2 separate regions of the Homo sapiens genome follow, and region 1 is linked to region 2. The links are chromatin loops, found by intact Hi-C in ENCODE. Cell type or tissue: CD14-positive monocyte. All regions are shown on one strand. Each heading gives the region's core, and the rest is flanking DNA. Links, peaks and the distances in the headings are about the cores only.

Region 1 (15,663 bases), core at 5,555-10,554, 170 kb before region 2:
AATGAAGTCAGTGCACTGGAGGTTTCCCCATTCTTTTCTGCTGATGTTTGCTATTTAAATCTCCTCTGACGTTACTGAAAATTATTGTGTGCCCAGCTCTTTAATTCCCCTACTGGTGTTCTTGGCTGAAGACTTGAGTTATTTTTTCCCTTCTTCTTTTTGGACAAACTAAAGCTGGTTGGGAAGAGGCTTTCCTGGGGAGCCTTTTGTTCTTCCTACCAGAAGCAGCTCTCAAACCTGCTGTCAGATCACGTGCAGAGAACTGGTTGGAGTCTTTTGGCTTTTTCTGCCCCTCTTCCACCATCCACATGCCGGGACCAGCTCCTTGGTAAACCTAAACTACGAGATCATTTGAAGGTTTCAGAAGTTTGACTTACCTTGTTTTTCTTTACTAAAGGTCTAGAGCTTTAGTGTTTGTAGATAAACTCATCACTGTTTTTTGCCTTTGTTTCTTTAGCTGTTTACAAATGAAGATTTAAAGTAAAAGCAAAGATTGTCTCCCTCCATCCTGTTCTCCTCATTTCTTTAATTTTGCATTTTGCATGAATACGTGATCGAGCTGCAGGTGCTGATGAGGCAACCCTGAGAGGGCAAGTGGTGTCTCATGTGGATCCTTAGCTACGTGTCCTGAGGAACCAGAGCTTGCTGCTTCCCACTTACCCTTTCAAAAATAGGAAAACCTGCGAACACTACCCACCAACCCCTGAGTTTCTGCTACCAGCCTGCCATAGGGATGTAAACATGCTCTAGTGAGTCATAAAAGGCTGAAGTTTAGTCTGAGTCTCCTTGACCTCCCACAGCCTCGGTTTTCTGAGCTATAAAATGGGGATGACCAGAGGTGCCTTACTTACCACATGGGATTTGGAAATGCTGCTTCTGTTGCTTGCTGACATTTTTGGGCACTTATGTAAGTATGAAGCTAAGCACCTTTGCTGTTTTATTTCATTTAGCCTTTACAATAATTCTATAAGGTGAGTACTATTTAATATCATTTTACTGGCAAGAAAATAGAGACAGCCATAAAATAATAAGTTTTTTACATTTTATAGTTTTACTGTTTTTGAAAACACTTTCACATATGTTATTTCACCTTTCTCTTTCAAAAACATTGTTAGATCTTCATTATTTCCTTCCTTCTCCCTTCCCTTCCCTTCCCTTCCCTCCCCTCCCCTCCCCTCCTCTTCTTCCCTTCCCTCCCCTCCCCTCCCCTCCTCTTCTTCCTTTCCCCTTCCTTGACAAGGTCTCACTCTGTTGCACCCCAGGCTGGAGTGCAAGTGGCACCGCAGGCTCCTGAGCAACTGGGGACCACAGGCATGTGCCACCACACCCAGCTAATTAAAACTTTTTTTTGGAGTGCAGTAGCTTGAGCTAGGCTCACTGTAATCTCTGCCTCTTGGGTTCAAGTGAGTCTCCTGCCTTAGCCTCTCGAGCAGCTGGGATTACAGGCACATGCCATCATGCCCAGCTAATTTTTGTATTTTTAGTAGAGATGGGGTTTCACCATGTTGGCCAGGCTGGTGTCGAACTCCTGGCCTCAAGTGATCCACCTGCCTCAGCCTCTCAAAGAGCTGAGACTACAGGCATGAGCCATGATGCTCAGCCTTATGTTTCTTTAACTGGGGTTTAGAGAGAGGCTGAGAAGCTTTCTCAAAATCACAAAAACCAGGAAGGGCAGTGTTGCTACTTGAAAGAGAATAGTAACTGCAAATATGCTTTTAAAAAATAGCCAGGTTAATAATATACTTAGATGTCTGCTTGTCTTTGGTCTGATATGATTTGTTAACAGACTACTGGAAAACAGCCTTATCATCTCATATATGAAATTAGACCCTTAAACAGATAGAAAACTATAAATTTTAATGTTATTAGTGAGCAAGTGATACATAAGTTAGGAAGGAGAAGATGTGGAAGAAAATAGTGACTTCAGTGAGGAACTTTAGGAAAGCTGGTAAAACTTGGGTCAGAAGTTGTGAGGACGCCCTGATGAACAATTTTGATAAAACTGAAAATGTCAGGTGAGCTAAATCTCTGCAATGTTTCTCATCTATTTTTGATTTTGTTCAGCTGGGAAATAACCTCAGAAGTTTTTCTTCAGTGGTTTGTTTTTCATTTGCTGGAAGTGGGTGTATGGTATACATAGCTATTTCAACTTAAAACAAAAAGTACAAGGAAGATGAGAATTAACTCCAGGACACAAAATTGGAAGAGGTTCCCTTTGAACGGTAAAGATTTGCTTCTTCATTTTTCTAGGTCCCCCGTCTTTACCACCCGCAATGCACACTTAAGTCCTGGGTGCTTCCCCATTGCAAAGGGCCAACTGGAAAATGTGTGTGGGCCTGTGGATGTGGTGGGGAGAAGGCAGGTGGAGAAAGAGAGAATGAGATTATTTGGCTAGGAACAAGTATAGTAAGAGTATAGTTTAAATAGGAGCCTCAGAAATAATCCCCCCAACCCCTGGCTATTTTCTTTTGTCTCCATAGTTTTGCCTTTGAACCAGTATGCAGCCTTTTCAGATTAACTTATTTCACTTAGCAATGTGGATTTAAGTTTCTTCTATGTCTTTTCATGGCTTGCTAGCTCTTTTGTTTAGCACTGAATAGTATGCTATTGCTTCACCTACTAAAGGACATCTTAGTTGCTTCCAAGTTTTGTTGATTATGAATAAAGCTGCTATACACACCTGTGTGCAGGTTTTTGTGTGAACATGACTGTGATATTTTAAGGTCATACCTATTGAGGTATAATTTATATACAGTAATATTCACTCTTTTTAGTGTGGAATTCTAAAAGTTTTTTTTTTTTTTTTTATTTGAGAAATCTCTATTAATTCTCCTTTTCATATTTTTTCTTTTTTTTTAATTTTTTTTTTTATTATACTTTAAGTTTTAGGGTACATGTGCACATTGTGCAGGTTAGTTACATATGTATACATGTGCCATGCTGGTGCGCTGCACCCACTAACGTGTCATCTAGCATTAGGTATATCTCCCAATGCTATCCCTCCCCCATCCCCCGACCCCACCACAGTCCCCAGAGTGTGATATTCCCCTTCCTGTGTCCATGTGATCTCATTGTTCAATTCCCACCTATGCGTGAGAATATGCGTTGTTTGGTTTTTTGTTCTTGTGATAGTTTACTTTAAAGATAGTCTACTTTAAAGTTCATATGGAACCAAAAAAGAGCCCGCATCACCAAGTCAATCCTAAGCCAAAAGAACAAAGCTGGAGGCATCACACTACCTGACTTCAAACTATACTACAAGGCTACAGTAACCAAAACAGCATGGTACTGGTACCAAAACAGAGATATAGATCAATGGAACAGAACAGAGCCCTCAGAAATAATGCCGCATATCTACAACTATCTGATCTTTGACAAACCTGAGAAAAACAAGCAATGGGGAAAGGATTCCCTATTTAATAAATGGTGCTGGGAAAACTGGCTAGCCATATGTAGAAAGCTGAAACTGGATCCCTTCCTTACACCTTATACAAAAATCAATTCAAGATGGATTAAAGATTTAAACGTTAGACCTAAAACCATAAAAACCCTAGAAGAAAACCTAGGCATTACCATTCAGGACATAGGCGTGGGCAAGGACTTCATGTCCAAAACACCAAAAGCAATGGCAACAAAAGCCAAAATTGACAAATGGGATCTAATTAAACTAAAGAGCTTCTGCACAGCAAAAGAAACTACCATCAGAGTGAACAGGCAACCTACAACATGGGAGAAAATTTTCGCAACCTACTCATCTGACAAAGGGCTAATATCCAGAATCTACAATGAACTCAAACAAATTTACAAGAAAAAAACAAACAACCCCATCAAAAAGTGGGCGAAGGACATGAACAGACACTTCTCAAAAGAAGACATTTATGCAGCCAAAAAACACATGAAAAAATGCTCATCATCACTGGCCATCAGAGAAATGCAAATCAAAACCACTATGAGATATCATCTCACACCAGTTAGAATGGCAATCATTAAAAAGTCAGGAAACAACAGGTGCTGGAGAGGATGTGGAGAAATAGGAACACTTTTACACTGTTGGTGGGACTGTCAACTAGTTCAACCATTGTGGAAGTCAGTGTGGCGATTCCTCAGGGATCTAGAACTAGAAATACCATTTGACCCAGCCATCCCATTACTGGGTATATACCCAAAGGACTATAAATCATGCTGCTATAAAGACACATGCACACGTATGTTTATTGCGGCATTATTCACAATAGCAAAGACTTGGAACCAACCCAAATGTCCAACAATGATAGACTGGATTAAGAAAATGTGGCACATATACACCATGGAATACTATGCAGCCATAAAAAATGATGAGTTCATGTCCTTTGTAGGGACATGGATGAAATTGGAAACCATCATTCTCAGTAAACTATCGTAAGAATTCTAAAAGTTTTGACGATTACGTCTAATCATGCAGTCAACACCACAATGAAGACAGAGAACAGTTCCCTCACTTCCCTACATTTTCTTCTATTACATTTTAGTTCATCCCTCTCCCCACCCCAGCCTTTGACAATCACAAGCTTATTTTCTGTCTGTATACTTTTGCCTTTTCCACATGTTGTATAAATGGAGACATACTCTGTGTGTCTGTGTATGTATGTGTATGTGTCTTGAGAAACAAAAACAAAAACAAAAGAAAGAAGGCCTACAGGATCACCACACTTGGTGAGACTGGCATAGCTGCTCAGCCAGAATTCTCCATGGCGAAGTCCTGAGTTTGAAACTCTCTTAACTGTTACCTGCTAGTGGAAAACACTTGGCAAGTCAATGGATATTTGAGCCTAAGTTTTTTCACCTGGAAAATTGGGGGTGGGAGAGGGTTAATACCTAGCTCACAGGACTATGGTGAGTATGAGATGGGATTAAATATGTGAAAAGGTTTAAAGCACTAGCAACTGCCCGCATCAATCATTAGAGATCCCCTGTCCAACATTGTTATATGTGAAATCTAAGGGAAAATTAGAATCAAGGGCCCCCTTGAAACCACAAGGAGGCAAGCAAAAGTGTGGAAGACATGGGAAGGACAGATCCACTCTTTATCTTGATGGTGGTGGTGGTGGTGGTGACAGCAGGGGTCGGGTGGGTTCTGGCCTGATCCAATGTGTATTTGGAGTTTGGCAAAGTTTCTTTTCTCACTGGCATCTCTGTCTTTTCTTTCTACTGGCTGCTTTCCTTCACAAGTACCCCCGCCCCCCGCCCCCCACCCCCCACCAAACCAAGCATACAGGCCCTGAAAATGTAGGGTAAGGTGTAATTTGTTTCCCCAGAATTCAGAGCCAAAATGTTTTACCTTTCAGATCTTAGTGCTTGTCAGCTAAAAGTAAACCATAGTTTAGCTTCACCTAATTTCCCAATAAGCGTTGCAGTATATCATGAAACAGAAATGAAATTAAGTGCTCAGGAATTTCTCATGCACCAACCGCAGGCTGCAGCAGGTGCTCCTCCCCTCCCAGCCTGCCTCTGGAGAGTTCCCTTGTGGAGGTTGTTATGACTTTCCTGTTTAGCAAGGGTCTGTGTTTTCAAACCATCCAGGTTTTGATGTGTCTGGCAGGTTGGTAACCTTGTCCCACCTTCCACAATAATCAGTTTTGCCTCCCGAGGTTGTGACAAAGTGACTAGGAGCTCCAAGGAATGGGATCTCCCAGCTCATCTTCTCACATCGATTAGGGTTTAGTTTGTGAGGCTGGTGGGCAAGAAGACGTTCTTGCACAGCATGGAAAGGAAGGGGCCATACATTATGAGAGTGAACTTTTTAGGCTGGCTGAGAGGGGATAGACACACGCGCCATGCCTGGAGAGCTCATCTTTGGGGGCTATGAGGTATCTAAACAGTCCTCTTTTGCTGTGTCACTGCCTTTATTACTAGACAGAGGCAGTGGCTATTGTATTGTGATGTGGCTGTACTGTTACGGTTTAAAGAGCAAAATCCACATCCCTGAATGTGAGCATATGACAGTGGCCAGCTCATAAAACAGGGCCCAGATCAGGCTTTAGTGGTGCCTACACATTGAATGAGTGAATAAATAATAAATGAATGTGTGAAGTCATCTATGGTCAGTAACCAGGGAGGAAATAGTTTCCGGATTGTAAACAGAACCACTGGAAGGGCCCCAGTGGTGGGAAGGGAACCATTATCACCTTGGTTCTAGCTGAGAAGGATGTTCCTGATGGGAGAATGGAGACTACATGGGCTTAACACAGGGATCTGGTGTAGGAGCCATGGCAGAGGGCCATGGGTGCCAGGCTAAGCAGTGTGGGCTCTATCCCGAAGGCAAGGAGAGAAGACAGTAAACATTTTTTTTTTCGTTTTGTTTTGAGATGGAGTCTAGCTCTGTCACCAGGCTGGAGTGCAGTGGTGCAATCTCGGCTCACTGCAACCTCTGCCTCCAGGGTTCAAGCGATTCTCCTGCCTCAGCCTCCCGAGTAGCTGGGACTACAGGCACGCGCCACCACACCCAGCTAATTTTTGTATTTTTAGTAGAGACGGGGTTTTACCATATTGGCCAGGATGGTCTCGATCTCTTGACTTTGTGATTTGCCTGCCTTGGCCTCCCAAAGTGCTGGGATTACAGGCATGAGCCACCATGCCCAGCCGACAGTAAACATTTTTAAGCCTAAATGTGATATGAATGCAGATCTCTCATCTATCTATCTATCTATCTATCTATCTATCTATCTATCTATCTATCTATCTATCTATTATCGATCTATCTATATATATAGTCTTTCTATGGACTGAAGTGTGTCCTCAAAAATTAATATATTGAAATTCTAACCCTGCAAAGTGACTGCATTTGGAGGTAGGGCTTATGGGAGAGAAATAAGATTAAATGAGGTCATAAAGGTAGAGTCCTAATCAGGTAGGATTGGAGTCCTGATCAGATAGATCTGCCATACAACAAGAGGAAGAGAGAGGGAGAGAGCTCTCTCTTTCTTGGAATGCACACACTGAGGTAAGGCCATGGGAGGACATGGTGAGAAGGCAGCTGCAGTGCCCTCATCAGATGCCAACCCTGCTGGTATCTTGATCTTAGACAGCTTGTAGAACTGTGAGAAGTAAATTTCTGTTTTTTAAGAGACCCAGCCTATGGCCTTTTGTTATGGTAGCCCAAGTTGACTAAGATACAGAAACAAAATGAGACTAGCCAATTCTCCAGGCCCAATCAGGATCTGGCAAGGATGGTCACCTGAAATTGTGCAGGGAAATTTAACAAGGGTTGGGGGCCGTGGATTATCTCTCAGAGATGAGGCAGAGAGAGACCACCTCCCCAGAGAAAGTACAGATGGCATCAGGTTTGAAGCCTTGGCCTCAACATGCTCCTGAGGCTCACTAAATCCTTAAGAGGATGCATAAAGAAGAGACTCACATTGTGGGTTGACATTTGCAGGTTGATCCCAGGATTGAGACTCTCCAGATTTGAGTGCCAAGTCCCAGATCAGCACAGGCATGGCTGCAGCCCCAAGTGTGATGAGCAGAGGTGTGGTCAGCCAGCATGGGGCCTGGTACAGAGGCTGGGCGGGGACTCACCCTGTGTAGGGAAGCCCAATATACAGAGGCCAAGAACTTGTATTTTCTTTGTATCCTGTCAGCAACCTGTGCAGTAGCAAATACCTAAGAGGTTTACAAGCTATGTAGGAAATATTTGGCAAGAACAGTGATCTGTTGTGACATGGCTTATGCATGTGTAAATTTTTTCCTAATCACGATGTAATCTGATTTTGTGGCTATGTAGCCAGTCAGGGATTAGAAAGGTAGGATTTAAGTGTTACCAGACAGCTCATGAAATAATTGGTTAAGTAGTCTTCAATTAAGTGTAAGTGTAGACTGTTAAAAGCACAATAAATCTCTTATAGGTGTTGGAAGTACACCCCAACCCTGCCCCATCTGTCCTCATTCAAAGCCCCTTCCTCCCTCTTCCTTCCCCTGTCCCGAAGAATGACATAATTTCCTCACTGGTTGTCAGTCCTACATGATCCTTATGTGACTGGGCAAATAAACAGCATCTGCCTCATCATAATGGCTAATAATACCAGGTCCCTTCCAGGAAAGTTTCAAAATAAGAGAACTAGATGAGAAAAGCAATTGCCACATATTTATGGCCTTGAATGTGCTTGTCACCGTGCCATGTCCTCTTACGCATTTCCCCTTTTCTCCCAATCATCATTGTGTTTTTACTCCATTTATTGAGAGAGTCATTTTGAGGAACAAATGGTTTCGTTAAGACACAGGCAGACCTGGCCTGATTAACTCTAGCAGGATAGGTCTGACCAGAAGAGGCCAGGGCATGAACCAATCTTTGCCCGCTGGACTGGGAGGGAGATGATTTGAGGAAATTAAATCCAATAGGTAGATTTAAGGTGGTAAACTGGCAGGTACCAGGCATAGGAAGAGCCAACAGAAGGTGACAAAGAGTCTAGCCAGGCCAGTGGGGCAAGGCTATGGGGATTAACAGACAGGGATCACAATAATAACCAGCATTTATTGAGGCCCCCACTATGTGCTGGGCACTGTTAGATGGTTTCTTTGCAGTATCTGTGACTCTGACATAAAACTGATGCTCTAGCAAATTTAACACCCTTTAATGCTCATATCAATCATTCAAAGTAAAGATTATTATTAATGTGATTGTACAGAATGGAACAAAGCATTGAGAGGTTAAGTCCCAGACCACACGGCTACTAAGTGGTAAGGCTGTAAGTGAAGTCCAGAGTTGACTCCAAAGGCCGTGATCTTCCTCACCACAGGCACACACAGGCACACACATGCACACACAGACACACACATGCACACACAGACACACACATACACACACATGCACACACATACACACACATACACATACACAAATATACACATTATGCCTGGATAGACTGCGGCCGGAGAGAAGTTCACTCATCCAAGTAGCAGCCCAGCTTCCCTGACTCTGTCACTTCACCTCTGGAGGCCTGGAGGGTGATGGTTAGGCTTTGGGACTATTGCAAGCTCAGGCCACTCCTTAGTGATGTGGAGCAGGAAAGATCTGGTTCTCCAAATATCTTTTACACAAAAGCTGAGGAATAAATTGTGGGCCAAGAAAGGAGGAGAGGACTGTGTGGGGCTCAGAAATATGAAGATAATAATTTAGGGGAACAGAGGAGAAAGGAAGTAAATAAGGAAAAGAGAAGGGGAGTGGGTCAGGGCAACAGGGCCACAAAACTAATGAACAGAAGGAAGGAGTCTTGGAAGTTATGGAGACAATGGGCTAATTAAGTCAGCCTGCAACTTGGTCACAGGTGGGACCAACAGCTTCTTGGACTTATGCACAATCAGAAGGCCCTAGGGTCATGTGAGTTTTGGGTATGTATGTATGTATGTATGTATCTATCTATCTATCTATCTATATCTATCTGCCTATCTACCTATTATCTATCTACCTACCTACCTATCCATTTATCTATCTATCCATCCATTTATATCTATCTATCTGCCTACCTATACATTTATCTATCCATCCACTTATCTTCTATCTATCTATCTATCTATCTACCTATCTAGCCATCTACCTATCTATTATCTATCTACCTACCTACCTATCCATTTATCTATCCATCCATTTATATCTATCTATCTATCTATCTATCTATCTATCTATCTATCTGCCTACCTATACATTTATCTATCCATCCATTTATCTTCTATCTATCTATCTATCTATCTATCTATCTATCTATCTATCTATGTATCTGCCTACCTATACATTTATCTATCCATCCACTTATCTTCTATCTATCTACCTACCTATCTACCCATCTACCTATCTATTATCTACCTACCTACCTACCATTTATTTATCTATCCATCCATTTATATCTATCTATCTATCTACCTACCTATACATTTATCTATCCATCCATTTATTATCTATCTATCTATCTATCTATCTATCTATCTATCTATCTATCTATCTTCATCATCATCATCATCATCTCTATGAACTGAAATGTGTCCACCTAAAATTGATAGGTGAAAACCTTAACCCTCAATGTATTATCAGTGTTTGGAGATAAGACTTTTAGGAGAACATTAAGATTAAAGGAAGTCACTCATGTTCTGAATGTGTTATAAATTCAATTTTCCTGTCTGAAAGGTATGCAGTGGTGTAGGCGGTATGTGTTTAACCAAAAGAAGAAACTGAATTTTCCACTATTAATGGGAAGTACATAATAGTTTCTATTTGTGTGTTCATTACCTATGTGGTGTTTCAAATTAGTATTCCTGTTGTAAAAAGCTACCACTCTCTTAGGCTTCATCTTGCTTGAGGGCCACTTCCTTCATCTTGAAACTTCTCTGGTCTCTGTGATTCGCATTGCTTGCTGGTTCTCTTGCAGCTCTCTGCCTTTCTTTTGCGGTTCTTCTAGTTCATTTTCATCAGCTCATCCCTTAAAAATTGAGCTCCAGGCCAGGTGCAGTGGCTTACACCTGTAATCCCAGCACTTTTGGAGGCCAACGCAGGAGGATCTCTTAAGTCCAGGAGTTGGAGACAAGCCTGGGCAATATAATAAAACCCCGTATCTGCAAAAAATACAAACATTAGCTGGGCATGGTGGTGCACACCTGTGGTTCCAGCTACGTGGGAGGCTGAGGTAGGAGGATCACCTGAGCCTGGGGAGGTGAAGCTTGCAGTGAGCCGGGATCACACCACTATACTCCAGCCTAGGCAACAGAATAAGACCCTGACTCAAAACAAACAAACAAACAAACAAAAAACAGAGGAATTGAGCTCCACCAGTTTTACCAGGTGGCTATTGCTGCATAACAAGCAACCCCTAAACTTAGTGGCTTTAAATGATGGCCACTTATTTAGCTAATAGTCAGTACATCAGCTGATCTCAGCTGGGCTCCTCCTCTATCTGTGGCCTGCTACCAAATCAGCTGGAGCCTGGCTGGTTTAGGATAGTTTTAGCTGGCACGGCTTGTCTTGACCCCATATGGTGTCTAACCTCCAGGAGGCTAGCCTGACCTTATTCACACAGTGAGAGCATTCTAAGGGAAAGAAGAGGAATGAGCAATGCCCTTGTGACTTGCCCCCCAAAAATTCCAAGGGGAATTTCGTCCAGGCCTGTATTTTCTGATTTCTGATTTAGAACAGAGGATGAGCACGTGATCCCGCTGAGAAGTAGGTGTGTTTCTTACAAAATAATTAGAGACTTTTCCCACTTGATCATCTATTCTTCCTTGTGCTTTTCTAACCCCCAGCCTTGACCCTGGCAGGACCCTCCCTTTAGGGTGCCCTCTTTTGCAACTTTTCCCCCTCTTTCTGTCTCTGATTCTCTTCCCACCCCTCAGGACTTTTGTCATTCCCTTAAACAGACAGAAAATTCCCCTCATGACGAGGCCCCCTTCTTCGGGCCTAGGCTTGGACCTTGTACAAAGTCACTTCTGCATTGTATGGAAACAAAGCAAGTCACAATGGCAGTCCAGGTTCAAAGGGTAGAGAAAGAGACTCTCTTGGTGGGAAGAAAGGCAAAGTCCCATTGCACAGAGGTAAAGGTATGGAAAGGCATGAAGAATTGTGGCCATTTTCCCAAAAAATCTGCCTCACTAAGATTCTACCTTTGGTTGTTCTAATGTTCTCTTTAGATAAATTTGACTAATGTCATAGTGTTCCCCTTATCCCATGCCCCATGATATCACATATTGTCTTCTATAAAATTTAATTTTATTCTGTCAAATTGAAGACTGCCTGTACTTTTGTCGTCACCTTAAATAGAAAATTCTGCAGCAGTGCATGGTCCAATTTGTTGAAAGGATTCTGCGTTAGAACTAGTGGCACAGACTGCTCTTTTTCTACCAGAACCAGATTCTTCTCTTCTTTAACAGGAGAACTGATGAGCATTAGCTGGTTATTAGAGTTTCTATGACTTTTACTCTCAACAGGTCTACTTTTGCCCAGTTATTAGAGACTATATTCCCAGCCTCCCTTGCAACATTAATCAGGCCATGTACCTTATTTCTGGCCAATGGGATGTGAACAGAATAAAAGCAAACCAAGGAAGGAGTCTTAGCTGCCCTGCCTCTTCTTCTTTTCCCAGGGCTTGTCCCCAGCGACAGAAACTACATAGAGAATGGCAGAATCATCCTATAAGATCTGGAGTATCTACTTCTGAATTGTGAAATAAGAGAAAAATAAACTATAATCTTATTTAATCTTTGAATGAGGGGTCTTCAAAAAGTTCATGGAAAATGCATAGTATGAAAAATTACACATGAGTTTCATCTTTTTTTGCACCAAAATAAACTTGTACTAACTTGTTTGTCTGAACCCGATCTAGTTTGAGGCACAAAAGATAAGACATCTGTTTGAAAAGAGCCCCAATCAGGGCAACATAAATTCTGCTAAAATCGAAGCAAGAACAAACAACAAATTTATGATGAAGCTTGGGTGGACAAATGGCAAAACCATTGGTGTTTTACAAAAAATTTATGGGGAAAGAGTCCCCAAAGAAACCGGGATTTTATAAATGGACAACTCATTTTAAGAAGGGATGAGATGATGTTGAAGATAAAACCCACAGTGGCAGACCATCCACATCAGTTTGTGAGGAAAAATTTAATCTTATTCGTGCCCTAATTGAAGAGGACTGAGGATTAACAGCAGAAACAATAGCCAACACCATAGACATCTCAATTGGTTCAGATTACACAATTCTGACTAAAAAATTAAAGTTGAGCAAACTTTCCACTCAATGGCTATCAAAACTCTTGTGCCCAGATCAACTGCAGACCAGAGAAGAGATTTGACAGAAATTTTAAACAAGTGGGATCAAGATCCTGAAGCGTTTCTTTGAGGAATTGTAACAGAAGATGAAACGCAGCTTTATCAGTATGGTCCTGAAGACAAAGCACAATCAAAGCAATGGTTACCAAGAGGTGAAAGTGGTCCAGTCACAGCAGAAGTGGACCAGTTGAGAGTAAAGTCATGGCAAAGGTTTTTTGGGATGTCAAGGAATTTTGTTTGTTGACTTTCTGGAGGGCCAAAGAACATAATATCTGCTTGTTATGAGAGTGTTTTGAGAAAGTTAGCTACCACTTTAGCAGAAAAACTTCTGGGAAAGCTTCGCTAGAAACCAATTGTCCATGATGACAATGCTCCTGCTCATTACTCTCATCAAAAAGGGCAATTCTATAAGAGTTTCAGTGGCAAATCATTAGGTATCCACCTCACAGTTCTGATTTGGCTCCTTCTGACTTCTTTTTGTTCCTAATCTTCAAAAATCTTTAAAGGGCACCTATTTTTCCTCAGTTAACAACATGCAAAAGATGCAATGACATGGTTAAATTCCTAGGACCCTCAGCGTTTTGTTTGTTTGTTTGAGACAGGGCCTCACTCTGTTGCTCAGGCTGAAGTACAGCCTTGAACTCCTGGGCTCAAGTGATCCTCCTGCCTCAGCCTCCCAAGTAGCTGGGACTACAGGCTTGTACCACCATGGCTGGCGAATTCTTTTTTTATTTTTGCAGAGATGGGGTCTCACTGTGTTGCCCAGGCTGTTCTTGAACTCTTGGCCTCAAGCTGTCTTCCCATCTTCGCCTTCCAAATTGTGGGATTACAGGCATGAGCCATTGTGCCTGATCCTCTCAGTTCTTTAGGGATAGACTGTATGGCTGGTATCACTTACAAAAGTGTATTGAACTTGATGGAGCTTATGTTGAGGAATTGATTTTATTTTTTATTTTTATCTTTAAATTCCATTTTTCCATGAGCTTTTTGAAGTTCTCTTCTATTTGTGAGGGCTTATATTACAGAGTTTAGCTTGTGCCCTAACTAATATGGTGATGAGAGAGGAGTGTGAATGATGGCAAGTGACTATTGAAATGCCAGACTGGGGTCCCAGTGGCCTGTTGGGATTCAAGGTGGGAGGTGGTACCACTCCTTCCATTTTTTTCTTTTGTTTTCCACATTATTTAACATTTCTTTGGTTTTCTATCTCCTCTTTCTCCAAGGCATTTCCCTTCTGTTCTCTTTTTTGTTCCACATCATTTCCATAGTGGTGCTGTGGGAAATCTCTTATAACCTTGATCTTAAGAGAGAAAATTAGCAACCACAATGGAGGTTAATCATATTATATTAGACATCAAGAAGTGTGTTTTATTTTGAAAAAAACATAAGAGTTAAATATAATATTGTGGGTGTTTGTATGCCCTTCATCAAGCTTCTCCCGATGTTAACATCTTTCATAACCTTCGTACATTTATTAAAACTAAAAGATTAACACTGATATAGTACTATTTGCTAAACTATGCACTTTATTAAGTTTCTCCAATAATGTTCTATTTCTACTCCAGGGTCCAGTCCAGTCTACTATGCTACATTGAGTTGTCATGTGCCCTTAGTCTCTTCCAATCTGTGATAGCCTCTTGGTTTTTCCTTGTCTTTAATGACCTTGATACTTTTGATACTATTTGGTCAAGTGTTTTGTTGATTGTCCTTAAATTTACATTTGTCTGATGCTCTCTCATGGCTAGACTGAGGTTAAGGATGTTGGAAAAGAATACACCAGAAGCGAAATACCCTTGCCATTATACCATGCCCAGGGATACATTATGTAACATATACATATACATATACATACACAAATGTCTGTGTGTGTGTGTGTGTGTGTGTGTGTATGTATTTAGTGGTGATGTTAGCATTAATCACTTGATGCCAGGGCTCTTCACTGTACAGTTAATACTTTCCCATTTTCATACTAGAAGTAAGTCCCATGGTTTGATTAGAATCAGTAGAAGTGAGTCAGTAACTTCAGCCCCCATTCAAGGGGAGGAGAATTAAACTCTTTGGAAGGAAGAGTATCAAAGAATTTGTGGATGTAAGTTAAGACCATTTCAGTAATAAATAAATATTTTTTGGAGATATTTTGAGGCTCTATACTATCCTGTTTCTGCTTAAATCTTCTCTCACTAATTTTAGCTGCAGCAATTATTAGTATGTTCTAGTAGTGATTTTCTATTTTTCTCATTCCTTCTATATTTATCATTGACAGTTAGTCTGTCAAGATTTATTCTTTTTTCCATTTACTTATTTACTTAATCACTTATTTATACCAGTATGGACTTGCAGATACTTATTTTAATATTGAAGTTATAATCCAGTACTATTGTTTATTTTGTTGCTCAGATTGTTCCAGCTATGTTTATCAGCAGCTCTTTAAGCTTGGCACCTGTGTCCTTTTAAAATGTTGATCATTTACTTATTTTTATTTATTATTATTATGGGTACATAATAGGTGCATATATTTTTGGGATACATGTGATGTTTTGATACAGGCATACAATGTGTAATGATCAAATAGGGTAGTTGGGGTATCTGGTACCTTAAGCATTTATCTTTTTTTTTTTTTAGGAACATTCCAATTTCACTCTTTTAGTTGTTTTAAAATATACAATAAATTACTGTTAGATATAGTCACCCTATTGTGGTACCAAATACTAGATCTTATTCATTCTACCTAACTGTATTTTTGTACCCATTATCCATCCCCATTTTTCCCCTCCTCCCTGCTACCCTTCCCAACCTCTGATAACCATCATTCTATGCTTTATCTCCATGAGATCAATGTTTTTTTTAGCTCCCACATACGAGTGAGAACATGCGATATT
Region 2 (15,663 bases), core at 4,089-9,088:
ATAATGACTGTGGGGCTTGCAGAACCTACATAACTGCAAGGGGCCTCTTGAGTGCCTCACTTGCAATATAAGGGCTAACCAGTATTCATCTTTGCACCCCAGTACTTAGCACTGTACCTGGCACATTTATATTTGCAACAAATGCTTACTGAACACCTACTCTGTGCTAGGTGAAGGGGGTCACAGGAGGTAACGAGTTAGGTCCTGCCCTTGTTATTATAGGGTTTACAGTCTGGAGAAGGTGTTCAATAAATAAGAGTAGTACAGAGACCAATTCTTTGGGAACTGGAGGGTTTCTTAGCTACTTTGCACATAGATGAGGATATTGAGGCCCAATTATAGGCACCATATTGGGAGTTGGAAGACTGGGGCTCAGAAACCAACTTTTCCATTTAGCCTTTGAACAAGTCACTAAACTTCTCCCAGCCTCAGTTTCCTTATCTATAAAATGGAGATATTATATTCTATGTAATAGAATATATATGTAATAGAATATACATGTAATATATATATTATATGTAATATAATATGTAATAGAATAGAATATATATGTAATAGAATATAATATGTACATAGAATATCGCTACCTAACTGTTAAGGCAAAAATGAGATAACGGTCTAGAAAGTTAAAAGCATTATATAATTGCAAAAATAATGTTTAAAAACATAGAATTGAGATTGCCCAGTTGAACACTTAAATCTAGAGAGATAGCTTAGCATAATGGTTAAAAGCAGAGATGCTGGAGATAGGCTTCCCAGGTTTATATTCAGCCTCTGCCACTTACAGACCATTGAACCTTTAGCAAGTTATTTAACTTTTTGATTTTATTTTATTTTGTTTTATTTTATTTTATTTTGAGGCAAAGTCTCGCTCTGTCACCCAGGCTGGAGTGCAGTGGCGTGATCTCGGCTCACTGCAATCTCCGCCTCCTGGGTTCAAGCAATTCTCCTGCCTCAGACTCCTGAGTAGCTGGGATTACAGGGATGCACCACCACGCCTGGCTAATTTTTGTATTTTTTTTAGTAGAGATAGGGTTTCACCATGTTGGTCAGGGTGGTCTTGAACTCCTGACCTCGTGATCCACCCACCTCGGCCTCCCAAAGTGCTGGGATTACAGGCATGAGCCACCGCGCCCGGCCAAGTTATTTAACTTTCTATGCCTAAGTTTCCTCATCTGTAAAATGAAGACAATTATGATACTTACCACAAAAGATTATTGTGAGCATTAATTGAGTTGAAACATGCAAACATAATAAGCACCCAATAATTGTTATTGACAATCTAAATCTATTGCAACATTGGAGTATGGGAAAATGCGTGTGATGTTTTTAGGCCAACAAGGCAAACTTCCCATTTAATAGTCATCCTTCCATTCCAACATAGAGAGATTCATTTTGAGAATGTAGCAAAAAGAGATGTAAATTACACTGTCTGTGTCTTAAAAATTTTCAGGTCAAGAGATGTTTTTATAATAATGTACTATGATCAGAAACTTCTAAACAGCTCCCACATCAAAATATCAGCAATGGATAATGAAGAGAAATGGAAAACTGATTTATCCATTCCTAGTCAATAAAGAAAGCATGCAGTAGCTGGATTGGAAATACCCCTGCAGAGTGAGATTTACAAGACATAATATTGGAAGACAGATTTATCCCAGTTGAAAGTGGACTGCTGTTGAAGAAGGTTCCAGTGGAATTTATAAGACAAAGTCCTTGAATGAGGACTCAGAAGCCTTGGGGAGTCATGAGGTTTGCTCATGAGGCTTGCTAGGCACAAGCTGATTTGCATTTTTAAGAAGGCCAAAGTGTTTTCTGAAGATATTGCTGGGAAAAGAAAAAAAACAACTCAGGGCAATGGCATCAGCTTTGTTTAAAACTTCCTTTTACTCAGGACTGTCGGGCTGATAAATCAAAATTATGTGTCCAGTGAGGAAATGGGAAGTAAAACTGTTTCCAAAAGAAAAAAGAAAAGAAAACAAGTGATTCATTTTGGCCTAAATAATTGAAAATGCAGAAAGTCCAAGTGTTCCTGGCTGCTCAGCCCTGTGCTTACTTGTCACTTTTGCTGTTGTGTAGCAAATTCTATGATGAAGATTTGGAAGACAAGCTGCCAGCCTTGGCAAATCTTTAAACTATTTGGTAAAACCAGTTGGAACCCAACCCACAGCTACTTACAGGATTTGACTTCCTGTTCGCATGGAGCAGGATTCAGAATAAAGCAGTAGAACCATGATTGTGTTTACTTTGTGTAAAAGAAAAAAAAAAGAAAGAAAGAAATGAAGGAAACAAGAAAGGAAGGAAAGAGAGAAGGGAGGAAAAAAGAAAACAATAACTTAGAAATGAAAAAAAGAAAAAATGGGGCTGAAAAGTAGCCTTTCTGAGACATCAAATCAGAATTCTAACTCTTACACCACAATGTCTGCTGGGCATTTGGTTCATCTTTGGGGCCCAAGTCACATCTGAGCATAGCCCTCTAAGTGACTAAGACTCAAACAAAATGCAGAAGGTGAGCTTGTTAACGGCTCTGAAATATGATAGCTTTGAGTGGTAGTACCACCAATCAGAGAAAGTCACTGCACATTTTATTGGTGTCTAAGTAGAACATCAGCAACAGCCCAGGGAATAGGATTTCATGGTTTCTCAGGGTTTTCCTGCCAGGAATCCCAGGAACATTGGAAAATATCCATCCCCATTATACAACACAATAGAAAGAGTTAAATGACATAAGTTGTGCTACCTTGCACAATCGGTGAAAAATGCAAAGGAAGGAGATTTCTTTTTTCTGGCTGAGGCAATTGAGGAAGGCTTCCTGGGGACAGTGGCTTTGGAGCTTATCCCTGGAATATTGTAAGAGTCAATAGAAATTGGGCAGCAGGAGGGGTTACGGAGTGAAAAGTGAGAGAGAAACAACTCAGGACTCTCTGGTCAGTAAGAGTATTTATAAAAATGGAGGGTGGTTCTGAAAAGTTAGACAAGAGTAGTAAATCTAATTACATGTCTATTTCCAATATGAATGGAGATTAAAATTCCCTTTCCTATTTGTCAACACTTAATATACTACCGTGGAGAGTGGAATATTTATACTTTGTCCTAAAGATATAATTGGCTTTCAAATGTACAACTATTGGACTCATAAGATGGAAAGGGAGTAAAAGGATTGCCTAATGTAACTCATTAGTCTATGAGTAAAGTAACTGTGTAAAGTGGTTGGTTAAAAGGTCACAAAGCTAGTCAGCAGCAGGGCTGGGACTGGAATCTTAGCCTCTCGGTTCCAAATACAGGGCTTTCCCCAGGACATTACCCTCAAGCAGTTGGTAGAGATGCTTGGTGAATATATGGGAGGAGCCATTTATATGCTTATGGACCAAATAAAGAAACTGAAAAGCTGCTACAAGACCAATACCCAGCCACCACCCTTACAGGGCTCAGCAAAAGAGAAGGAAATTTAAAAATTCAGGCTTTGACATACATGGTTTATCTTTGCAAAGAAGATTTTACCCAATCGTGAGTGAAATAGAAATGCATTTTGTATAGATAGGAAAAGAAATGATTTTTGTTTTTAAGTTTCACCTGGGGTCATGAAGAGAAAAGGAAAGTGATAAAGTTTTGTTCATCAGTAGCTTTTGTTCTTGACTAACTGGCCTCAATTAATTTACAGAATCTTAGTTTCCATTCAACCAAGAACCAAGGAGACCTCACTTTGCACAGAAAGACAAACTTTGCATGTTCTCTCTTATTTGTGGGAGCAAAAATTAAGAACCAATTTCTGATAGGATAAGTTTAAGTATATGCCTACCTTCCAATAAAGAATGCCCTAGACTGTGAGGTCCCTGAGGTCAAGGAGTATTTTATTCACCTCTGTATCCCCAACAGTGTGTCCCATTGTGGCATTCAGTTAAAGTCTGTAAATGGATGAAGACATCCCTATAGAGTTTTATTCTTTCATAACTTGCCTTATTAAAATGACTGCCACCCAAATCTCAACTTGAGTGTTGTTTTGGCATGTGATGTGATTTCCCGAAACATGCCTTGTGGTGGATGAATCCTTCAGCTGGGTTTAAGGACCCACTGCAATATAGATTAGATAACATTCCTTTTTCTTTCTTTCTTTCTTTTTTTTTTTTTTTTAAACAATCTGTTTAATCAAGCGCAACTTCTCTTTCCCTAACCCAGGACTAAACAAGTCAGAGCTTTGCCTTTCTAATTTATCAGCCAGTAAATTACAACAGCAAAAGTCTTGTGTATGGCCAGGGATTTTCCACTCAGAGTGAAGGAGATCCTGAGGGGCCAGGCATAGTGGATTTGATATGTGACTCATGGTTTGGGTAGCATTACTTGTGAACACAAAAAGGTCAAGCAGGGAAAAGCTATATTCCATAAATAATAGAGTAAAATTAAAAGTTCCTCTCCATGACACTGGAATTTTGAATGCTGCTATAAAATGATTAATCAGAAGATGTGTCATTTGTGTAAGTAAGAAATGAAGGATAACTAAAGAAATGGGAAATAAGGCAAATTTAAAAGGCATAATTAGAATGTAAAGGAGAAGCAGCTGAAGATACCTAATTTTCATATTGTGCTGATTTTCATAAGGAGTATCATTTCTTTTTGTAGCCTAATATTCTCTATAGTTAGCAGAAAACAATAGTTTCCATATATATTTATTGTGTTTCTGGTTGTATTTCCATTCTGAAACTTAAACATTCATTTGTATGTTTATGGTTAATTACATTATGGTTAAGTGTATTAAATAATCATTCAACTTGACTTCCAGGTGTTAATTAGAAGTCTTATTCTAAACTTGAATCATTTTAAAACATTATAAATTTGCATAAAACATACAAATAAGAACCAATTATTAAAGAACTCTTACTTAAAATAAAAGAGGTAGCTAGATGGTCTCTGAGGCCACTTCCAATTCCATAAGTCCAATGACTTTAAATGGCTGTGGGAGTAGAAACAAACAGAACTACAATTCTCTTACTTCCTAATTGCTTTTTGCTCTTCCCAGCTGGCATTTTGGATTCATGTTTCACTTGTAAGGAGGTCCTTATTTCCTGTGCTTTGGTCTCTCCAACTAGATGGTAACGTCCTTGTGGCACAATCCAAGCTTCTAGTGCTTCCTGTAAGGTTCTGTGCCCAGTGGGCAGAAATGAGAATTAATGGAGTAAAAGCGATGGATTCCCTGATGTGGGCTAAATGCACTGATCATCATTTGTGAGATCTGGAATGCTTTTCTAACAGGTCTTGAATTTGACCTCTGACTTCATACCAAAATGAAGGAAGGAAATATGGCAGGTGTCCAAGAAGTGTGAAATAAAAGGATAAAAGGATGAAAGGGCCGTAGATTGTTCTCAGCTTGGGACTAGATGGAGAAGGCTCTGGGCTTTTTTGGACAAATAAGAATTTGAATTGTTTTTGAGTTTTCAATGAAGCCCATGTAGGTCCCTGAACAAGATGGCAGGATGGCAGTCAGGGTGTGAGCAATGGCTGTGCTGATGGGAAGAAGTCATCTGTTCAGTGTAGCATCTGCTTTTGTCCTATTTCCTTCTCTTGCCTTGGAGGAAAGAGATGATGGAGTCTTCTGGGCAGATTTTACAGTGATTGATTGATTCGAAGCACAGAATGTTAGTACTGGAATGCTATGGAGCTGAGGAAACAGACCAGAGAGAAGTTACTCAGCAACTTGGAACAAGAACTCTGATATTCAGATTTCCTCTGAGTCCAGTGTTCTTTTCTCCACATCACTCTGAGAATGTTCTACTTGACCTTAATCTTTTTCCTGCTTTCATCCAATCTAGGCATTCTTGTTTTTTGCTGTCTTAAACCACAGAATGTTTGAATACACACTACATTTGGGGAGGGGGGTTGTTTTGTTTTGTTTTATCTTGCTCTAGCCCTTCTGGGAGATAAGCTCATTTAATTTATCTGCAATTTAGATTATGAACAACCATCCTTCTTAGATTAGACACGTCTCATCAGAGGTCACTCCATCCTACATTTTCCTCTGGTAAAAATAAGCATTCTGAAAGGTGACCCAGTCATAGTAGGGAAGAGGAACACAGGGGACTCCCATGACTGTGATGTATGATGATATTTCTGAAGAAAGTCATAACCATTTAGAGGCCAGGTTTTGATGAATTGCAGGAAATGGCGGATTTGCAACCATTCCAGAATTCCCAGGGACTGATTGTCATCAAGCGATGATAAGAATTTTAACTAGCATATTGTGGAACCCAGATCATGGCTAGGACTCGGGCCGAAGTGTTCTGTTTGGGTCTCCTGTTATATAGCATTTGCCTCTGGGAGAAGAGCTTAAAATTATTTTTAACTTGCCTGAGTCTCATTTCTATTTATCTGCTGAGGTCAGGAATTAGCAGTAAGGGAAAAAAAAGCATACTGCAAAATGCTCTGCCATGAAGTCAGACTGCACTCATCCTCCCTCCCCTTCCAAAAGGAATATTTTCTCCCAGGAAACAAACCCACATGATGGAATCATTAACTTGGGCACAGAGCTGGCAGGGAAAGGATCAGCCTTTCTTCCTACATCATTGGGTCTCCGGCCTTCAACAGCCATTGCTGCTAAATCAAGATACAGCAGGGACGTAACTGGGCATTCTGACCACCTTTGATTTCTTGGTGGGAAACCAATAAATATCAAGATGACAGGATAAGAATGCAACTGAGCTGATGGAAAGTATTTTCCCACTATAGATTGTGATGACTTGGTTTCATTAGAACAGTTGAGGGTACAGCCGATAACTAAAAGCAACAACAGTGAACAAAGGCTTGGTGAGGAGACTAGCATCTAGGAGTTTCTCCTTCTTCTGACCCTTTGAGTAACCCCATTGCTGAAACTCTCATTATATCATTTTGAGAGTGCTGCTGATCTCTGCCATCTCATTTGTAAGCTTTTCTCCATCTCCCTCTCTGTCAAGCATGGTATTAAGCAAATAGTACACTCTCCAAACACATGTTTTAAATTGATTTCTTTCTTTTGGGTGGTAAACCCAAAGATAGGATTTTGTAGAAACAAAACCAGATCTTCCCCCTCCACAGTTATTAAATTATCCAAAGCAAGAGATATTTTTACCAAAGCCTGTAGTGTTTTAATAAGGCCAGCTATTTAGGAAGTGGTGACAATGTGCAATCTGCAAAAAGGGGAAGCCTCGGAGGTGCTGTGGTAATAATGCAGTTACTTAAAGAACATTTAAACTACAAATATCTCTGTGGTTTTTTATTTGGTTCCATATGACAGTCACTCTGAGAAATTTCTCAAACCTTGGCTAATCACTTTAAAATGTAAGGCTTAGCAAATAATCATACTTCCCCAAATGCTCTGGTCTCTTCAAACTTTACTTTTTTTTTTTGCATTCGATAAAGGTACGCAATTCAATGCAAAGAAGAGCTAGGGAGGAAAATTGAGAGCATTTTAGCAGACAGGTGGAAAAAAATAGCTATAGCCCTGAAGTTGTAGGACAGTTTCAACTATCGATATGGAAAATAACTAAAATGTGATGAAAATGTAGGAGAGTCACGTCTTTTGAAGGCCAAGCGTTTGGTTCATTGAAATTGTGGGATGTGCCTGGTTTATGTGAGTGGAAAGAAAGTTCTTGCTTACAGGGACTGAGCCCCAGTGTTCCAATGTGTGCTGGGTCACATTAAAAGAAGCAGCTGGAAGTGTGTGTGTGTGTGTGTGTGTGTGTGTGTGTGTGTGTATGTGCATGTCTGTGTGCTTTAACTCAATTTGGAATGACATTTGCTCTTCTCAGCATCTCTTAATTTGACTAGTCATTAACCTAAAGTGGAAATCTTGCGTATGATTCTATGTTTCCAGTAGGTGGTGGGGTGGTAGAACATGTGGATTCTGCTGACGCCCTCAGGGAGCTAGTGACTAGGAGGAACATTAACGTGCACTGCAGTGCAGCATAACTATGACTTTCTGAGCTCTTCATTTGACCTGCAGAGAAGGAGCAGTCCAATGGTTTGCCTGGTCTCACAAGGTTAGCAGGAGGCTCTAACTGAGCTGTTTCATGAGCGGTAGTCTCGTTGAACCAACTACATTACGAGTTTTTAGAGAGCAAATGGCATGCCTTATACTTTAAAAACGTATGCCACTTCTTTTAAAAACCCTTCTCTGTATCTGGCACAGTATATGAAAGGAGTTTAAGATACACTTGATGAATTAATGAGAAACAGCTTCAGATTGGAAGTTCTGCAATTACTGTATTGTCATAAGCTCATTCCTCAAAGCGTTCAGGTTTGGGTGTACTCACTATGTCCCCTCGCCTGCATCCACTCAGATGTACCCCAGGGTAATCCTCCCATTTCCCACTGCAGGCGATTTCCATTCGTGCGTCTAGCGTGGGGGGCCAGTGGCTAGTGAACCCGACCATCAAAACCAGAATCTTGAAGAGAATACAGAACTCTGAGCTGGATGATGATCTAAGGCACCACTTACACTGACATGCTAGTATGTGCAGGGTGAATGCATTTCTATATAACTCCTTTTGATAATAATTGTAGTTGACATATTTTAAGTGTCAATGATGTACCATGATCCAAATCTGGATATACACTGTTACTTTTTCTTAGAGCACCATTTAGGTTAGGTATGAGCATTCCTATTTTACAAGTAAGGAAATCAAGTCTCAGGGCACATAGCAAGTAAGTAGCAGAACTGGGATTTGAACTCATGTCTCTCTGGCTCCACAGCCTGTGTTCCTGCCACCAAGGATACTGCTGCTCTAAAAGCAGGAAACCAAAAACTAAAAAAAATTCAGTTCATAACAGATATACAAATGCACATCTGCTTTAAGAGGTTGTAATGTTGAAGAATTATTCTACATGCTCTTATACCCAACTATGTATATTTTTAATGGACTTAGGGCTTTCAGTTTCATAAATAAATATATCTTCTGCTCTTTATTGAAATTAAATTAAATCGTTTGTTTGCTTATTTACTTATTTATTGTAGAGACAGTGTCTGCTGTGTCACCCAGGCTGGAGTGCAGTGGTGCCATTATATCTCACTGCAGTCTTGAACTCCTGGGCTCAGCTATCCTCCCACCTGAGCCTCGCAAGTAGCTGGGACTACAGGCATGTGCCACTATCCTTGGCTAATTTTTTTTTTTTTTTTTTTTATAAAGACAGGGTCTCTCTATGTTGCCTAGGCTGGTCTCAAACTCCTGGCTTCAAGGGATTATCCCACTTCAGCCTCCCAAAGTATTAGGATTACAGGCCTGAGCCACAGCACCTGGCCTGCTATCTCATTTTATCTTCACAATAACCCAACGTATTATATAAGGCTGAAATTATTTGGATTCCAGACACAGATGGTAAAAACAAGGTTATGAAAAGGTAAGTAACTTGCTCAAGGTAATTCCTCTGGAAAGAGGCAGACCTACTAACCTCTTCCATGTCTCTTCACTCTTCTCTATTTCATAAATAACTCCCTGCATAGCAGAACTGGCCCATGTACCTAAAGACTGCTATGAGCCCATTGTGAGTTATCAGTCGCCATCATATAAAAAAGTCAATGGAGAAGCCATTGAGGTAATCCTGGGCCCCCATTTCCCTGTGCTACATTCTGTTTATGACTTTAACATGACTCTCAGGGTATTCATAGAATCATTCTGTATGGATATGGAAATGTAGTTGGAGGATTTGCAGTTTAAATAGCCGCAGCATTTCTCCAAGTTTCAGCTTCAGATTCCTTTGTTGGGATGACATCTTTGACACAGCAGGAAACCTCTAAGTGATTTGGAATGTAAACAGGCTCCATGATTGTTTTCACAATTGTGTCTTAGCTGATAATTTGCATACCTAGCTGTCAGGCTACCTAGCAGTGCCCTCCCCTCCCCCATTTCCACAACACTATAAATGGAATCTGGGGAGGCTGCGTGGACTATTGACTTCCACTTAACAGTGGGTGGCAGGAATTCAGAAGTTTAATCCCAGACCTGCCTGCTACTAATTTCCTGGATGGCTTTTGGTTCATCCATTAATCTCTCTCTATCACTGTTTCCTTCTCTGGAGGAGATAGCAAGAATAATGGGATGTTTTATGCATTAACACATTTATGATCCTAATGCGCTCTGTAAAAGCATGGTTTTCTGGGAATGCTCCACAGTAGAAGGTAAATAAAAAAAAAATCCAGTTCCTTGTTCTTTAATATGAAATATTGATGGAATCTATCTTTTTGTGACTGCCCTAGTTAGAAACTACAACTGAGATAGACTAAAGAACTGAGTGGTTTACTGTATGAAAAACACTGTATTTTCAAATGCTCCATCCTGGGCTACCAAATAATAATCACAGAGGTAACTGAAAGTAAGGATGAGTACATGAGGGTACTATTTTAGCATCAGGACTAATAAAATTAAAATCTCATACTTTCTCAAGAGGAGCATTTTCATTAGTCATGGTGGATATGAAGCTGAAACTGGTCTCATTAGGACTCTGGCTGGAAGTACTTAATTTTTTTTTTTATAACACAACACTTTGGTTATGCATTTTACAAATATTTTACTGCATCAGTATGACTTATATGAGACCAGGGAGGACAAAATAACCTCTAAGATGTCATTCTGGATGAACTGCATTGCATATTCTCTAAGAAATGTCCTTGCCTATTTTGTCTCCATAAATTCTTCAGCCTCCTAGGAAGAGATGGGAAAGCTCTAAGGAGAACTCAAATCATGTGTGCAGTGACCCCATGCAAGATAGAATTAAAATGTGTTCAGTTATAAAATTGCAGTCCAGTCCAATCTTATTTTTTAAAAATAATTCTACAATTTAAATGCGCTGGCTTGTTTTTACTCTTTGACATTTTCTTTATTCAAGGACTATTGTTTCTGACATAAGAACTGGGAAAGTTAGCAAATAATCAAAATTAGTTCATTTTTAAAGAAACCATCCAACTGCATAGATTTTTCTTTGTAAGGAAAATTATAGTGTCTGTCATTTCAATGCATTACCAGCCAACCCAATCAAAGTGGACCATGTGGTTATATAAAAAAAATGTAACTGAAGATAAATCTGGGAAAAGCCTTGAGGAGAAAAGTTACTCAGAAACAGGCCATTTTGCAAACTATCCACATTGTGCCTTCAAAAATATCTCTTATTGGAAAATGATATGGAGGGTATCTGTCAATAGACCTGAATATTGCATCATGGAAGACACAGTGTGTAAAATGTAGCAAATGCAAGAACTTTTTTGGAATTTATTTTTTGGGTTTTCCCAATCCACTTATCCATAAATCATTTGTAATTAGTATAGTCAAGGGAATAGGTACACTACTCATGTGAACTTACGTGCAGTACACCAAAAAGCTATTTGATAAGATTAATAATATAGCAGGAGACATGCAGTTTAGATTCATTTAAGTAGTAATGAATCCCATGTAACTTCAAAATTGAAAATGCCCTTTTAGAAACTTTCTGGTGATTGTGGTCTAGGATATTCAGATCTACTTTCTTGTTAAAAGCAATAAAAATTGCTGGTTAAAAATTTCATTTAAAAATTAACTTTGAATTGCTGAAAGAATGATGAGGAAATTCCAGGTCAATTTATGGGTGAAAGTCTGTATCCAGACAGGTAGCTAGAATATTGGCATATACAGGCTTCTTATGCCCTTATGCTATTTGTCCATGCAACACATTTAGATTTGGGTTAGTGGCTCAGTGGAGTAAGAGGGACAAAAGTCAAGACCCAAGTCATGTTGAAGTTGGAGAGCTTTATGGGATATTCTCCCTAATTAAGTTGGCACTCAAAGAGCTACAGACTTAGGGCTGAACGAGGACTAAACTCACTCTTTTCCCCTTAATTTTAAGGTGTGTAGAAGAAAGTTTATCCATGCTGAGCACAGCAGTAGAAGAGAAGGATGTGAGGGAAAAATTTAAAACAGAAATCCCTATCTCTGAGATAGCTACAGACTGGTACAGATTTGTAGCCTGGACATATATAATCTGGGTGAGCGTAGATCTCAAGCCTTGGTTTGAGATAGTGCATGCATAGTAGTATACTAGATGCCTGGCAGAAAGCAAATACAAATGCTCTGTGGTGCAAAGAATTACTCATCCTAGGTTGCAGGTTATTTTTCAGGGACAATGATCAGCACGTGTTCAAAGATAACTAGACACCAAAGCAAACAAGGTGACATGAGTGATAACTAGCAAAAACAACAGACAACAGCAGAAATAGGTCAGCCCAGATATCATATTTGGGATTATTAGGCATAGATTATAAAACAAGTAATATCATCAAGTTCAAAATAATAAACAAAAAGTTCAAAAATATCTATAGGAAATAAAAAACCATAAAAAATGACAAAGAAGAGACTTAGGGCTTCAAGTTCTTTCAATGTAACAAAAACCTGGAAAAGAGTAGAAATCACATCACTTCTTATTCCTGGAGCTTCTTCTCTGATTCTGATCAGCAATACAATTTTCAACATGGTCAATGAATATACCTCAAAGAATCAGGTAACAGAATATATCTTGTTTATGCTGTCTATGACATAGTTATCTCAGAAAGTCAGTGGAAATAATTGTTCATGACCCCTTCTCACACAACATAAACCTCCAAACAAACAAGAATAAACTGAGTTCCATTTAGTTGCTTTTAGCATATAGTAAGTAGAAATATAAATAATCACTATTTTATCTTTTTACCACATAGGATGTTATTTTAGCACTTATAGACAGAGGAAGATTCAGGCATAGATGAGACAATCTTATTAGGCAGCCTTTTTACAAATCTCACTCCTAATAACAAAGACATTCCTATTCAAATTCAGCATTCCTATCATTGAACAGTTCATCTTCTTTTGAGTATTAACTGTTTCTACTCTAGAATCTTTCTGAACATTCATGTTAGGACATGTTTCCTGAATGTGTGTGTGTGTATGTGTATATAGTATGTATGTATGTGGCATGGTATGCATGTACATGGCAGGTGTGTGTGTGGAGTGTGTGTGTGTGTGTGTATCTGGGTGTATGTAGGAGAGGTATATGATTGTGTTTGTATGAGCATGTACCTGAGTGGTATGTGGTGTGTGCGGTATGGGTATGCTTGTACCATTTACATTTCTGAAATGGAACTCAGTGCTTTGGGTCATAAATCAGGACTTCCTTCTTTTCTGAGTTTTAAACTTACTGCTGACAGCCACTTGTAAATAAGTTCCCCTAAATACCCACACACAATGGAAAATAGGGATCTGGACAGCTGGGCTCAATTCCTGCAGGCTTATGAGAAATTTGCTCCAATGTATTGAAAAATATTCTCAAACTGAACACTTTGAGCCAAAGACTGAGGCTGTGAAAAGTGATGTTTTCATGGTCCCCCAATATTGTGATCTCCTGATCCCAGAAATTTCTGTGACTGAAAGAATACAGACAGCTCGAGAACTTGCATTAATGTTTCTAGGACCAGGCTTAAAGAATCATACTGTGTGTGTGTGTGGGGGGGGGGAGGGTACATGGTATTATGTGTGGTGGTGGTATTTAATGTGTGTGCCCATGTGTGCATTTATGTGTTGCACATGTATGCACTGTGGTGCTTATGTGTGTTTTCTGTGTGTGATGTGTGTGTATGTGTGTGTGGTGGCAGTGTATGTGGGTGTGTGTGCTATATGTGTGTTTTGTGGTACATACATGCTTGCATCCTGTAGGTTGCACTAGGAAGCAATGACTTTGGGGTTCCTGATATGTCCAAATCCCTTTTATTTTGTCAATTCTTTCACTTTTAAATAAACTTCTGTCAACATGATAAATAAAGCTATTGTTGTAGTACTTTCAATGTAAAATCATTATAAAAAATTGTAAGTAAAATTAGGAAAAGAATGAGTGATTTTAATTACCGCTGGAATTATTTTAAATGATTTTTTGGAAGGGTAGTTTGGATTCCCTCCAAAAAAGGGTGCAAAGGACCCCTTTGTTGAGGGGTAGTTGTACCTTCTTAATGATGCTCTGAAGCTGGTTTTTTCAAGTTATCTGGCACATAGTGGCAGCTCAATAAATATTTCTTAAATAAATGAATGGATACATTAGTGATAGAATTAGTCCCTGTGCCTCAGGTTTCTTATCTGTAAAGTAGGAATAAGAATAATACCTACCTCTTATTTAAAGTATAATAATAATAAAAAAAAAAGAATAATACCTACCTCTTGCAGACGCGAGAATTGAAAGAGTGAGTGCAAGTAAAATCCTTAGTATAGTTTCTGGCACATAGAAAATACAATGTAAATTGTATTACTATTACAACTTATTATTACAATTTAACAATAATTGAGTTGTTATTATGGTCATGGTAATTGCTTTCATTCTATGTGAATAGGAGACTAAGGTATTGGAATGTTTCAATTTTCAGATCATGCATCTAATTATGTCTTTAAGAAATGGTCAGGTTGACTTGGTTGTTATCTGCCTCTCCTTACCCTGTATTTGGGGGAGAATTTCTGCATATAGGAAAAGTGAGAAAGTTGTGTCCAAGTCTCTAACAGCTCGTATGGAGTCAAAACCCATGATCTTGGGCAAGGGTTTCTTGGAAAGTCCTCTGATTGTCAGGAGCACCCACTTTCTGGTCAACTTTCCAACTTTCTTAATTCCAGGAACCCCCTGTGCTGAGCTCCCTTGTAATCTGGGAAGAAAATGGTTTTCATCTGCCTGGAAAGAGTACGTGTGACCTGAACAAATCAATCTTGCAGCCGTCACATTCTCTGCTGCAGGAGCAATTATTCATCTCTTTTCCTAGCTGATTGTTGCAGAGCTGAGAATAGCAGGCACTGAACAAATGGGATCAACATGAACAGAACTCAAGAGCTTTGGGGAAAGTGCGGCCCAGGGCTGAAGAGCACCACCCTTCCCTTCCTCAGCATCACATTGGCCTCTAGTGGCTCACAAGCAACTGACAGACGGCTCAATCATTTCCTCAGGGCCAGCGCGCCAGCTGGCTTTGACATTAGTGCTCAGGCCCTGACTGACAGGGGACTTGTCCTTGGCTGTGCCCTGGAGGGCTGTGAGAGTCTATTCAAACTCCTCCTTTAGCTTGTTGATTTACTGTCCCTCTTGGCTGGTTGTTGATCCATTTTTCCTCTCCGTTTGCTCACAGGGCACCCCAGAAACCATCCTCTAGTAATATATTTGGTTTATGATTTCCTTAGGACCTAAGGAAGAAAAACAACCTCAGCAGTGCACCTGTTGTATTTTAATGTGCACAAGGCCCTTCAGCTAGGAAGGCACAGAAAGAAAGACTGTACAGGTCCCAGGGCCATATGGAGCTCACATTATTCTATCAGGATACCAGCAGAAGCTGCATTAGGTCCCTTTGAAATATACTTGTTATTTTATTTATAGCTCTGTTTGGAGCCTGCTGCCTATATGTCTGACTTTGGCCAATGTACCACTAAAGAGTATGATTCCAAACAGCAATTATCAGGGAGACAACGATGACCTAGAAGCAACCTGTGTGCACTGCAAGATGTGTGGGAGGCCTGCTCCACCACAGCTGAGGTTTAAGGGCAAATACAACCAGTTCATTAGTGACTTCCTATCAGGCACAAAAGTTGGGTCACGTGCCCCCTGCCCAATGCTTAAGAGATACTCAGCTGGTCTTGAAGGAAGTCAGTCCAGGAGAAATCAAGTCTCCTCTGCTTCTTC

Evidence for each region. Peaks named below come from ENCODE experiments on the same cell type or tissue, not always from the same donor. Only the 100,000 strongest peaks of a DNase experiment are listed, where the experiment ranks them.
Region 1: it touches region 2 in a loop (2.3-fold over the local background); 3 of 110 quality-filtered maps call a loop at or near these places.

The regions. Positions count from the first base shown.
Region 1 is chr1:220,992,548-221,008,210 of GRCh38, forward strand. No RefSeq gene overlaps it. Among named protein-coding and RNA genes, the nearest start is that of HLX-AS1, 120 kb to the left of the region's middle. In CD14-positive monocyte, for the core only: no CTCF peak of the experiment used is centred there; DNase peaks (open chromatin) are centred at 7,684 and 8,134; H3K4me3 peaks cover 883 bases; H3K27ac peaks cover 1,352 bases.
Region 2 is chr1:221,159,881-221,175,543 of GRCh38, forward strand. No RefSeq gene overlaps it. Among named protein-coding and RNA genes, the nearest start is that of LINC02817, 170 kb to the right of the region's middle. RefSeq lists a silencer at 7,186-7,305. In CD14-positive monocyte, for the core only: no CTCF peak of the experiment used is centred there; DNase peaks (open chromatin) are centred at 4,291 and 7,201; H3K4me3 peaks cover 2,563 bases; H3K27ac peaks cover 1,812 bases.